4 separate regions of the Mus musculus genome follow, and regions 1, 2 and 3 are each linked to region 4. Evidence: chromatin loops called from intact Hi-C (ENCODE). Cell type or tissue: left cerebral cortex. All regions are shown on one strand. Region 1 overlaps Itpr1 (inositol 1,4,5-trisphosphate receptor 1). Region 2 overlaps Itpr1 (inositol 1,4,5-trisphosphate receptor 1). Region 3 overlaps Itpr1 (inositol 1,4,5-trisphosphate receptor 1). Region 4 overlaps Itpr1 (inositol 1,4,5-trisphosphate receptor 1).

The links. A loop is a pair of places that touch in the nucleus more often than their neighbours do. Peaks named below come from ENCODE experiments on the same cell type or tissue, not always from the same donor. Only the 100,000 strongest peaks of a DNase experiment are listed, where the experiment ranks them.
Region 1: a loop joins it to region 4, with 2.0 times the contacts of the local background. A loop is called at or near these places in 3 of 42 quality-filtered maps.
Region 2: a loop joins it to region 4, with 1.9 times the contacts of the local background. A loop is called at or near these places in 2 of 42 quality-filtered maps.
Region 3: a loop joins it to region 4, with 2.0 times the contacts of the local background. A loop is called at or near these places in 3 of 42 quality-filtered maps.

The regions. Positions count from the first base shown.
Region 1 is chr6:108,329,246-108,331,745 of GRCm38, forward strand. All of the region lies in intron 4 of Itpr1 (inositol 1,4,5-trisphosphate receptor 1), which reads left to right. Among named protein-coding and RNA genes, the nearest start is that of Itpr1, 120 kb to the left of the region's middle. In left cerebral cortex, no CTCF peak of the experiment used is centred here; DNase peaks (open chromatin) are centred at 1,446 and 2,233; H3K27ac peaks cover 2,014 bases.
Region 2 is chr6:108,352,700-108,355,199 of GRCm38, forward strand. Itpr1 (inositol 1,4,5-trisphosphate receptor 1) reads left to right here. Exons shown (of 62, transcript NM_010585.5): 8 at 1,908-2,006. Among named protein-coding and RNA genes, the nearest start is that of Gm35165, 120 kb to the right of the region's middle. In left cerebral cortex, a CTCF peak has its summit at 1,093 (motif pointing left); no DNase peak of the experiment used is centred here; H3K27ac peaks cover 35 bases.
Region 3 is chr6:108,320,263-108,322,762 of GRCm38, forward strand. The region is part of intron 4 of Itpr1 (inositol 1,4,5-trisphosphate receptor 1); the gene reads left to right. Among named protein-coding and RNA genes, the nearest start is that of Itpr1, 110 kb to the left of the region's middle. In left cerebral cortex, no CTCF peak of the experiment used is centred here; DNase peaks (open chromatin) are centred at 981 and 1,595; H3K27ac peaks cover 2,185 bases.
Region 4 is chr6:108,248,378-108,250,877 of GRCm38, forward strand. All of the region lies in intron 4 of Itpr1 (inositol 1,4,5-trisphosphate receptor 1), which reads left to right. Among named protein-coding and RNA genes, the nearest start is that of Itpr1, 37 kb to the left of the region's middle. In left cerebral cortex, no CTCF peak of the experiment used is centred here; DNase peaks (open chromatin) are centred at 376, 992, 1,240, 1,438 and 1 more place; H3K27ac peaks cover 2,500 bases.

The DNA.
Region 1 (2,500 bases), 81 kb after region 4:
AGAGGCCAGGATGCAGCATCTAACTACACAGGTGTAGGCAGGTATCTATGTTCTGCTGGTGAGTAGAGTTGGGTAGAGTTGCTGTTTCAGCTGATTGGTAGCTGCCATTCTCAGGACCAGTGCCAATCTAAATGAAAAAAACCTGAATTCTCAGCTAGAGGCCAGATAAGTAGTTCTTTCTTGTACTTCCAGTTCCAGAAGATGTATGAAAGATTGTCCCAACACAGGGAAGGTGACAAAAGGTGACCCTACATGTATCATCTTAAGTTTTCTATTTGGAGAAGACATCTGGGTGTCTCAAATGGAAAAGCAGTAACTTCTTGTCCTTCGTCTCCTAATGACAATGTTTATTCCTTTTGCAGACAGGTAACACCAGGTTTGCTTGGCACTCCCAATTGGAAAATGTCACTTAACTTCAGAGGCCACAGCTTGGGAAGTGTGATTAGAGTTCAGTAGACACAACAGTGTCTAACCAGCTTCCGCTACAGTGACCTGGAGTTAATAACTTGCTTACTGAAAGGCGTTTGTTAGACATAGGAGTAAGTTTGCGAGCCGTTTTTTTTGAGGGTGCCCTTTGATCTTGCCCGTCTTCCCATTGATTTGTTTGCTGCATGTTTACTGAATGCACGAGCAGCAGACTCGTCAGGAAGAGCAACCCTCCTCTCTGTACTAATCGTGTAGTAAGTTTGAGACAGGATGGGTCTTACGTATGTGGTATTTTGCATTTCTTTTTCATTGATACCTTAGTGGTAAGAAATTATCCTGGTGAGGAACTGACACTCATAACACCCACCCCCTTCTGAAACTTATTCTGCTGGTTTTTATCTTTTCAGAAAAAAAAAAGGTATAAATGATCAGCAGATGTTGTTTGTTTCTTAATTGTGACTCTCTCGATAAGAGTCCATTTATATATACTGGGTCAATGAAGAGTTTTTATTTTTACATTTTGTGAGTATATGTGTGTAAAAGGGTGTGTGTGTGTGCCCACAGAATTCAGAAGTTGATGTCAAATGTCTTTTCTCAATTGTTCTTCAATTTATTGTTGTTGTTGAGACACAGTCTCTCACCAAACCAGATACTCACCATTTGGGATAGGGTAGCTGACTAGCAAACTCGAGGAATGCACCTTCTTCATGCTCCTGACACCAAACCCTGCTCCCACACCCTGCTCTGGGATTGCAGGCTCAGGCCGCTGTGTCTGATAGTACATGGGTGCTAGGTGTCCTAACTGAAATCCTCATGCACGTGCCGCCGACACTTACCAGCAGTGTCAGTTCTCCAGCCCTTTAAGCAGTGGTGGCTTGTTGGGTGCTTGTCTTGTTGGTCACACAAGTCCTTGTAACAGAAACTGTAGGCAGGCACTGAGGGAGAGGGCACTGCTTCTCGCAAGGCTCAGCTCAGCACTCTTGTAGCTGCTGTGCCTCACGAGATCCCTGACGATGCCTGCAAGCTTTGGGTTGCTTCCCAGCTAGTGTACTGAGAGCCAGCGCTCTTTGCTGCTCCCTAGATCATGTCCTATACATACCCTTGTCAGGGAAAGTAAAATCCCAGGACAGAATGAACAACTCAGTACCTCTCCTGATCTCTGCGGGTACCTGTACTCTCATGCTTGTACCTCCACACAGATAGATATATTCAGAAAATGTCTTCTCCTCCTTCGGGTAGAGCTTATCCGGTAACGTCCTAACTAGTGGGAGACTTGGCTCTCAAGCCTTCTTGGTTATTTAGTACAGTCAGAATCCTCGGTTGACAATCATTATAAGTCAGTAGTCTGATGCCAGTGTTTTGTCGGAATGGAATCCCAGGATAGTTCATATAAAATGTTTGATGGTATTGTTGTTGTTGTTAATGTTATTGTTTGAGAGTTGATGGCTTTCCCACTTCTACTAAAAGACTCAACTATCTTCTCCTTTTCCCCATTAATCTAAAAATTCTAGATACTAACCATATGTAGGAATGTGGTGAGGTTTTCCCCAAACTAGAAAGTCTTCGCCACTTCCAGGATGTTTTCTGTGATGATTTCTGCACTCTCAGTGTCTCGTTCTGAAATCCTAGGGTGTCAGGGCTGTGGGTTTTACCTGCCAGTTCCTTTTCTCTTTTACTTTTGTCCTCTCTGCTTTTACTTTTGGAGAAAGTCTCTTAACCTAGTTTCCAAAACTTCCTGTGCTTAAAAACTGCATTGTCATTGTATGCCAAGTTCCTGATTTTAAATTCCTTTCCTTTGTCACAGGGTAGGGCCTCATGCATATTTAAGACGATAAATCCCAGTCTTACCTGTGAGGAGGCTGACTGTGGATGCTTGCTCCCAATCATTCCTTGTATTCTCTGTGTCCTCAGTTGCATTTCTCAGTTGTCAGATACCCCTGTGTAGCATCAGGAAGTAATTCTGCGTCTGCTGATCTTGGTTGTCTGTGTAGATAAGGTGGGAAGAGGGGAACCAGAGGGAGCTAATTGAGTAGCCTGTAGATTTGGGAGCACATGAGTTGGTAGGGCTTATGAA
Region 2 (2,500 bases), 100 kb after region 4:
TCATTACGTGGGCACACACTTAACAGTGAATATGTTTAAATGCTATCAGCTATGTACTTGACCTTGTTAAGGTTCTAAAATAGATGCTTTTAAAAAAACAAGCTAAAAGGAAATTGGCACCTTGAGAAGCATGAAGTATTCTGGAAATACTTACCTACCCTTTACTTAAAACTAGATACTGACTGACTGACTGACTGACTGACTATTTATTTATTTATGTATGTATGTATGTATGTATGTATGTATGTATGTATGTATGTAATGCCATGCTATAGAAAATTTCGTCATATATTTTTCCGAAATGTATCATTTTCAAAATATGCAGGTTTTTACCTCATAGGAAGACAAGCATCTCTTCTACTTCCTTTCCTTCTACTTCCTCCGTTAAAAGCAAATGTGGGGCTGAGGAGATAGCTTGCTGTGCAAGCCTCAGGACCTGAGTTCAAATCCCCAGTGGCCACATAAAAACCAGGCTTGCCTATGTCTGCCTTTAAGCCGAGCACTGGGAGAGCAGACTAGGCAAATAACCCTGCGGACTCACTCGTCAGGTAGTCTCACCTCACCGAGCAGGAGACTTTAGGTGTGCTCAGAGAACCTGTCTCAGGACATAAGGTGGAGATGATATAGGTTCTTCTAGATCCTTCTCTAGCCTCCACATGCACATCCACAAACATACTCACATACAACATACACATACATCGTACAACACACACAACTTTCCAATGTACCTGGTTCCAAGTTTTGTGTTCAATAAATCGTTGCTTTTCTGTCATTTAGTATCTTAATCTATGACCTACATGAGAGTATAATACTAATAATTATCTTTTAAAAAATAGTTTTTCTTACCTGTAGGGATTGGCCCAGTCATACTTTTAAGGGTGTCCGTTTAAATAGTGGAGTGGAATAAAAAGTATCAGGCTGTGTTACACATAAGGGCAGGTTCGAGTTTCTGGACAGACACATTTGTTTAGTTATCCACTACTGTATTCAACTATCTCTTGCTGGGGGCTGGAGAGATGGCTTGGCAGTCTGGAATTGCCTATACTTTTAGTTGCAGGGAATCTGAAGCCCTCTTCTGGCCTCCACAGGAACATCAGGACACACATGGTGTACATACAGAGAAAGTGGGCACTCACACATACACACAATATAAAAATAAACTTTAAAAATGTAAAAGCTAGCTGGGCAGTGGTGGCGCATGCCTTTAAGCCCAGAACTTGGGAGGCAGAGGCAGGTGGATGTTCAAGGCCAGCCTGGTCTATAGAGTTCCAGGACAGCCAGGGCTATACAGAGAAACCCTGTCTCGAAAAAAAAAAAAAAATGTAAAAGCTGTCTGTCTTTATCTATCTATCTACCTATCTATCTATCTATCTATCTATCCATCCATCCATCCACCTATCTCTCTCTCTCTATCTATCTATCTATCTATCTATCTATCTATCTATCTATAAATATAGTAATCTAATAATAGAAAAAAAATTTCCTTCTGTTGTAGTCACAATTTTGAAGATCAGTGCTTTAGAAACATGATAATGGCTTCATTCTTTCAAACAAAAAAACAACTCAAATAGTATATTGCTTGTTTTCCCCCAAATTGAGTTGAGCTTATTTATACAAGCTTCTCAACTGAATAATAATAATAATAATAATAATAATAATAATAATAACAATAACAATAATAATAAAAACCCATTTTTCTAGTGCTCTGGACCAACTCACAGATTATCAAAGTATGCAATAGTTGTGCACTGAAGTCCTCCTCAGCCTTCTCTCAGAACACAAACCACGCTGCACAGGTCAAGCTTTAAAAGTTCACACGTGCTGTGACAGGCTTGCTGTGATGGGTGTTCCAGAACCGTGGAGCAGTACCTGTCCCCTAAAAAGCTGTGTTCCTCCTTCCTTTCCAGGTGGTCATAGGCGACAAGGTAGTTTTGAATCCTGTCAATGCTGGCCAGCCTCTACATGCCAGCAGTCATCAGCTGGTGGATAACCCAGGCTGCAATGAGGTAAGGACATTGGAAAAGTTGAAGTCTGGTATATGGGTGAGGGTTGGATCATAGAAGCAGGCTTTGTGGGGAACTGAGAGAGAGAGAGAGAGAGAGAGAGAGAGAGAGAGAGAGAGAGAGAGAGAGAGTGAGAGTGTGTGTGTGTGTGTGTGTGTGTGTGTGTGTACACACTGCATGTGACTTGAGCAGAAATTCAGGATACTGCCAGTTCTTCAGGAGAAGAGCCCAAGGCCCACTGTTGACTGTGATGAGGTTTTGTGGGTCTCTGCATGAGTGGTGAGTTTGATAAACTTTGCATCACTGAAGAATCATTCTCTAATTGGTTAAGCCTGAAAATGCTACTGTTGCCATTTTTTTTTCCCTAGCTGGAGGAACACATTTTTTTTTTTCAGTTTGACTCCCTAAGGAGAGTGTTTTATGGTAATTCTCAGGAGGTTACATTACAGGTTGTGTGTAGCCTTGCTACAGTCTCTTATTTTCATCTCTACATCTGC
Region 3 (2,500 bases), 72 kb after region 4:
TACTACATGTCTATAGTCTTTTGTCTTAGGGAGGTAGAGGCCATCATTGGCCACTTAAACACTATCTAAAGCAAAACAAAAGAAGCTATGGCAGAAAAACAAAGAAATACTGGCAAGACCTTGTAGAAATCGTAATCATCATATGGCACGGTTAGAGTGTTTAAAATTGTGCAGTGACTTTGTAAAACACATAGGCAAAAGGTCAGACATAGCCAAGCCATATGACCGAGCAGACACACTTCAAGGCATCTAACCAAAAGAATGGATATTCATAGTGGCTTTATGAATGATAAGTAAAGTATGGAGATAGCAGAGAGGTTTGTTGATTGATAAATGGAGAAACAAACACAATGAAATATTTTTCATGCATAAAGAGGAAAGAAATGCTGATCTATGCTTCATTGTGCATGGACCTTACACATGTAATAATGATTGAATGAACCTTGTTGCAAAAGGCTGCAAAGTCTCTGTTTATGTGACGTGTTCAGAATCCATACACTTTTAGAAAGTAGATTGCTAGTTATCAGGCCTCAAAGCATGGGAGAATGGGTAGTGCCTACTAATGGACATGGGTTTTGTTTTGTTTTTGCCCCTAGGGTAATAATACAAATACTCTATATTTGTGTTGTAGTAGTGATCATATAAACTCTGAATTGTCTCAAAACTGCTAAACTATATTGTGTATTTTGTTAGGTTTGAATGAAATCTTAGTAAAAGTGGCTATGTGTAAGATGTTTAAGCTTACTGGTCGTAACACATGCAAGTAGAACATCAGAGACACATTACATAAAATAATAAAATATCTACTTTTGTCTAAAAGACAAGAAAGTGAAAAGAGAGTATGTGGGGGAAGGAAATAAGATGAAGTCTGCTCTGAGAATGAGTTTTTGATTGTGTCTGAATATATGTTTCCTGTGGGAGGCAAATACATTGCAGGCATATGTGCTGGCAAGGAGGCTGTTTGGAATGAAATGAACCCAGGGTTTGTGCTTTGGGGTTTATAGAGTTATGAAGGCAGGAAAGAGGTCAAGAAGACAGAATGGAGGTCAGAGGCTTAGCTGAAGCACTGGCAGAAAAAAAGCCACAAGTGGGTTTCTCAGAGAGCTGCTTCTATGTTTTCTTCATTTGGGAGCATAAAGGCATATGCAATTTTCTTGTTTTCTTTTGAGATGGAGTGCTACATAGCTGTGCTGGCCTCTGACTTGTTATGTAACTGAAGTTGACCTTGAGTGGCTGAGCATCTTGCCTGGGCTATCTGATGCTGACATTTTCGATGTGAACCCCTGGCAGTCGAGGGATCTGACCATGAAAGCAGATGTCTAGGGTTTGACAAGGGCTGTCTAGCTGTCATGACAAGTGGAATAAAGAAGCCTTTCTCTTCTATGTTGGCAGCAGTTTGACTAAGTAAGGGCCTCCTGATTTCTCCAGGAATGGGTACAAGTGAGGGAACTGGTCTAGGAATCCTATAGCTGTGAAGAAAGCACCACAGGAGGTGGAGCCTATGGGAGGAAGGCTCAGGCTCCTAAGGAACAGATGCTGTGCTTCAGATATGGGAATGCAGGGGAGGGACCTCTAGCAATGTCAGCCTGATCACCAAGATGCCTGTGGAAGTGCCAGTGAGAACAGATGGCCACTGGGAGTCTTCAGATGGGCGGCCCTGCGAAGGAAACCAAATCCTGTATGTAGTATTCCAGCTGGAATCTCACCATAAGGAAACATCAGATAAACCCAAAGGAGGAACAAACATGTTTTCTTTCTTTCTTTTTATTTTTTTCCTAGTCTGGACAAAAAATAGCTGTTGAAAGATAGTATCTAAGTACAGTACTGATCTTCAGTTGGATCCTGAACTGGAGGTCAGAGAGAGTGCTGGGAAAACATTGAGTTAAATGACAAAACGGGAATGTGAACCATAAGTAACATAAACATAACACCATTAACATTAAATTTGGTGGAACTGATAGCTGTCCAGGAATACATATATCTTACATTAAATCTTGCATGATGTATACAACTCAATCTCATGATGTGAGATTCTGGAAATAATTTCATGTACACATGAGATTACTATGTACATATCTGTATATGTGCATATATCTCTGTATGTGAGAGAGCAAAGCTAGGGTCTTACTCGTGATAAGCAAATGCTCTACCACCATAACCCAACACACATGCATATGCGTATGCACTAAGAGTGAAATGTTGAAAGGCTGGTGCTAGGTTTAATGCTGTTTACCTTGTAAGCTTCCTATAACTTTTCAACTCTTTCTGAATAAAAATCTAGGAAAAGTGTGTCCGTGAATGAAGAAGTTAGCCTTTATATTTTAATTTCCTGCCCTTGGGGCCAGAAGGGTGAAAGGTGTTCCTGTGGCTCAGTTTGCTCTACGATACAGATGGAACCAGAGAGGATGGAACACGGGAATGCCCTCAGGATAATGGAGGGAAATATAAGACAGGAGAGAGCCAGGGAGGCAGGTAGTAGAGTCTTAGCTTGAGACAGTAC
Region 4 (2,500 bases):
TACTTCTCTGTTCTTGAATTCTACCTAGCTTTTATTCAGACTTATTTCAATGAAAAGCTAAGAAGGAAGGAAAAAAGAAGGAAGGGAGGGAGGGAGGGAGGGAGGCAGGCAGGCAGGCAGGCAGGCAGGCAGGCAGGCAGGCAGGCAGGCAGGCTGGCTGGCTGGCTGCCTTGGACCCTTTGTTACAATGAATCTTCAGCTGTTCCCAACACTAGCTCAGGAATATGCATAATGTCCACATGATTGGGACATGTTTGTGGAGCCATTAAGGGTCTAGCCCAAGGCAGTGTAACCAGTGTCTGAGCATTTCAAGTTGGGTGTGAGCTGAAAGTCTCTGGTTCCTCAGCCTGGGCTCCGAGACACGACAGCCTGCGAGTCTAGCTCTTGCAATGAGCATGGGAGAAGCGTTACTTTCCTCTGTGAGTTGGACTGAGGCCCAGTGCATAGCTATGGATTTGAGGGCTAAGCCTCTGGCCTTTTTCCTTTTGCCAGACCTTTGTTCTCCTTTTCTAGAGTGCTTGCAGAATGTCAGTCCCTCTCTGAGGGGTCTTGGAGATTTAATAAGCTGTCTTAATGGGGGAAGGACTGAAGTGTTTTATATTTGGTCCATCCACTTTGTAATTAGCCTTGAAACTTCCTGGCAACGTTGGTAGGTGTCTCCACCAGGAGTGGCCTATTTCAGGGTCAGTGATACAAATAGTCAAAACCTACTTACTGGATCATAGACTTGCTTGTGGTTTAGGCCTAGGTAGGACACTGAGAAAAGGATGTCATGTGAGGCCAGAGCTGGAGGCTGGTTGGCTACTGCAAACGGCTTCATTATCTTGGAGAAACCACCGTGTCTTTATGTGTCTGTTTCCCCATTCGTTAAGTGCAGGTTTAGTGAAATATCTCCCCATATCCATTCCAGCTCTAGACACTGCAGCCGGCCGGGACTGGAAATGGGCAGGTTCATATTTCACAAGAAAGCATTGGTATTCAGGAGCCTGGAGCTGCCTAGAAGTAGATCTCCTTTTCCCTGGGATTACAAGTTGTCTCTGTCTAGATAAAAAGGAAACAGACAGACTTTCACCCTGAGGCCAGAAGGAGACACAGCCAGGATCTTGGGTCACAAAGGTCTTTCAGGGTGACTCTAACAAGCCTGCTGGCTTAGCTTTCTTTCAAACCCTGTTCCTTTGCTGCACATTGTTTTAATTGTTGCTAAGCAACATTCTCTCCTACCCCCCCCCCCCCTTCTTTTTGGCAAGGCATCCAAGGAATGAACCCATATCTTATTTAGTTTTAAATACCCACATGCAAAGGGGAGGGCCTAACTTAAATTTTGTTTGTTCTTCTGATTTTAATCCATGACAGGAATGCAGAGCTTACTCTTTGCCTGTCTTGTTAGGTAAGGGAAAAAAAAACCCATCAGTCTGTTGAAGGTACGCGTCAGAATCATGCCGTGGGGCATATTGAAGATATTGCCTATGTGTGAAGCTGCCTTGCAGGAGAGGCTCTTGCAACGTGTTCTTTATTCACAAAGTCAATTCAAATTTAATGAAAAGATTAGTAGGTTTTTATAATCTTCATTTCAGATTTGCTGGCTTATCTCAATCTTGCACCAACAGACTCCATTGAAAGGGAACAAAGCTGTAATTTAAATCAATTCCCTGGGCAACCTAGAATGCTTCCAGGGTGTTACACAATCAGTGGGGCTGGTTCCTGTAGCTTGATTATTGCAGGAGTCCCACACACTTCTTCCAGTAGCTCCCCGTGTGTTTCTGCCCACTTTCTTGACGATATGAGATGTGTGCCTGTGGCCTCTCGTATAATGAATGGACACAAGTACTCTCCTGCTCTGAGTCCATTTATTTTTGAATATTTGAGTCACCCTTGGCAAATAGAACTCAAGTGTCTGTTTCACATTCACTTACCCTAATAGTTAATTTACTTGTTAATGGGATTAATTTTCAGCTGTTTTATCCTGAAAATGTTCCCAGCAAAATAAATATGATTACCGTGTCCTCTAATTCAATCCCGCTGATGTGATGTGGCTTCTTCCATTCTAGAACAAATGGATTTTGAAATCCCAGCCAGAAGTAATTGGGTCAATTGTCATATCATTGTATGGTCCTTCTGACAGCAGAATGTAGTGCTTGATTAAGGACTTTTCTTTTGGCAAAGGGTTTTTATAGTCCTGTCTTAAGGGCATCAATGAAGATGAACATGCGGTGAATCACTTGAGCCTATGATAACTTTGTCTCTTCCTCGTTTGCCAAGTGAGAAAATCGGACTGGGATAACTAGGGTGCTGGAGACAGAGAATGATGCTGTGTCAGAATTGGGATTGGATTGTACCCAAAGCTTCCCTTTGTTCTTTGGGGTCATGGATTAAAGCAAAATAAAGTTTTGTCCCGTTTTCCTGTGTTAATAACCTGCCTTCTGTAAACACAAATAGGTGGTTGTGAATACTTTGTTCAGTCTTTACTTAAATTAGTTAAATCAATTTATTGAATCTTATA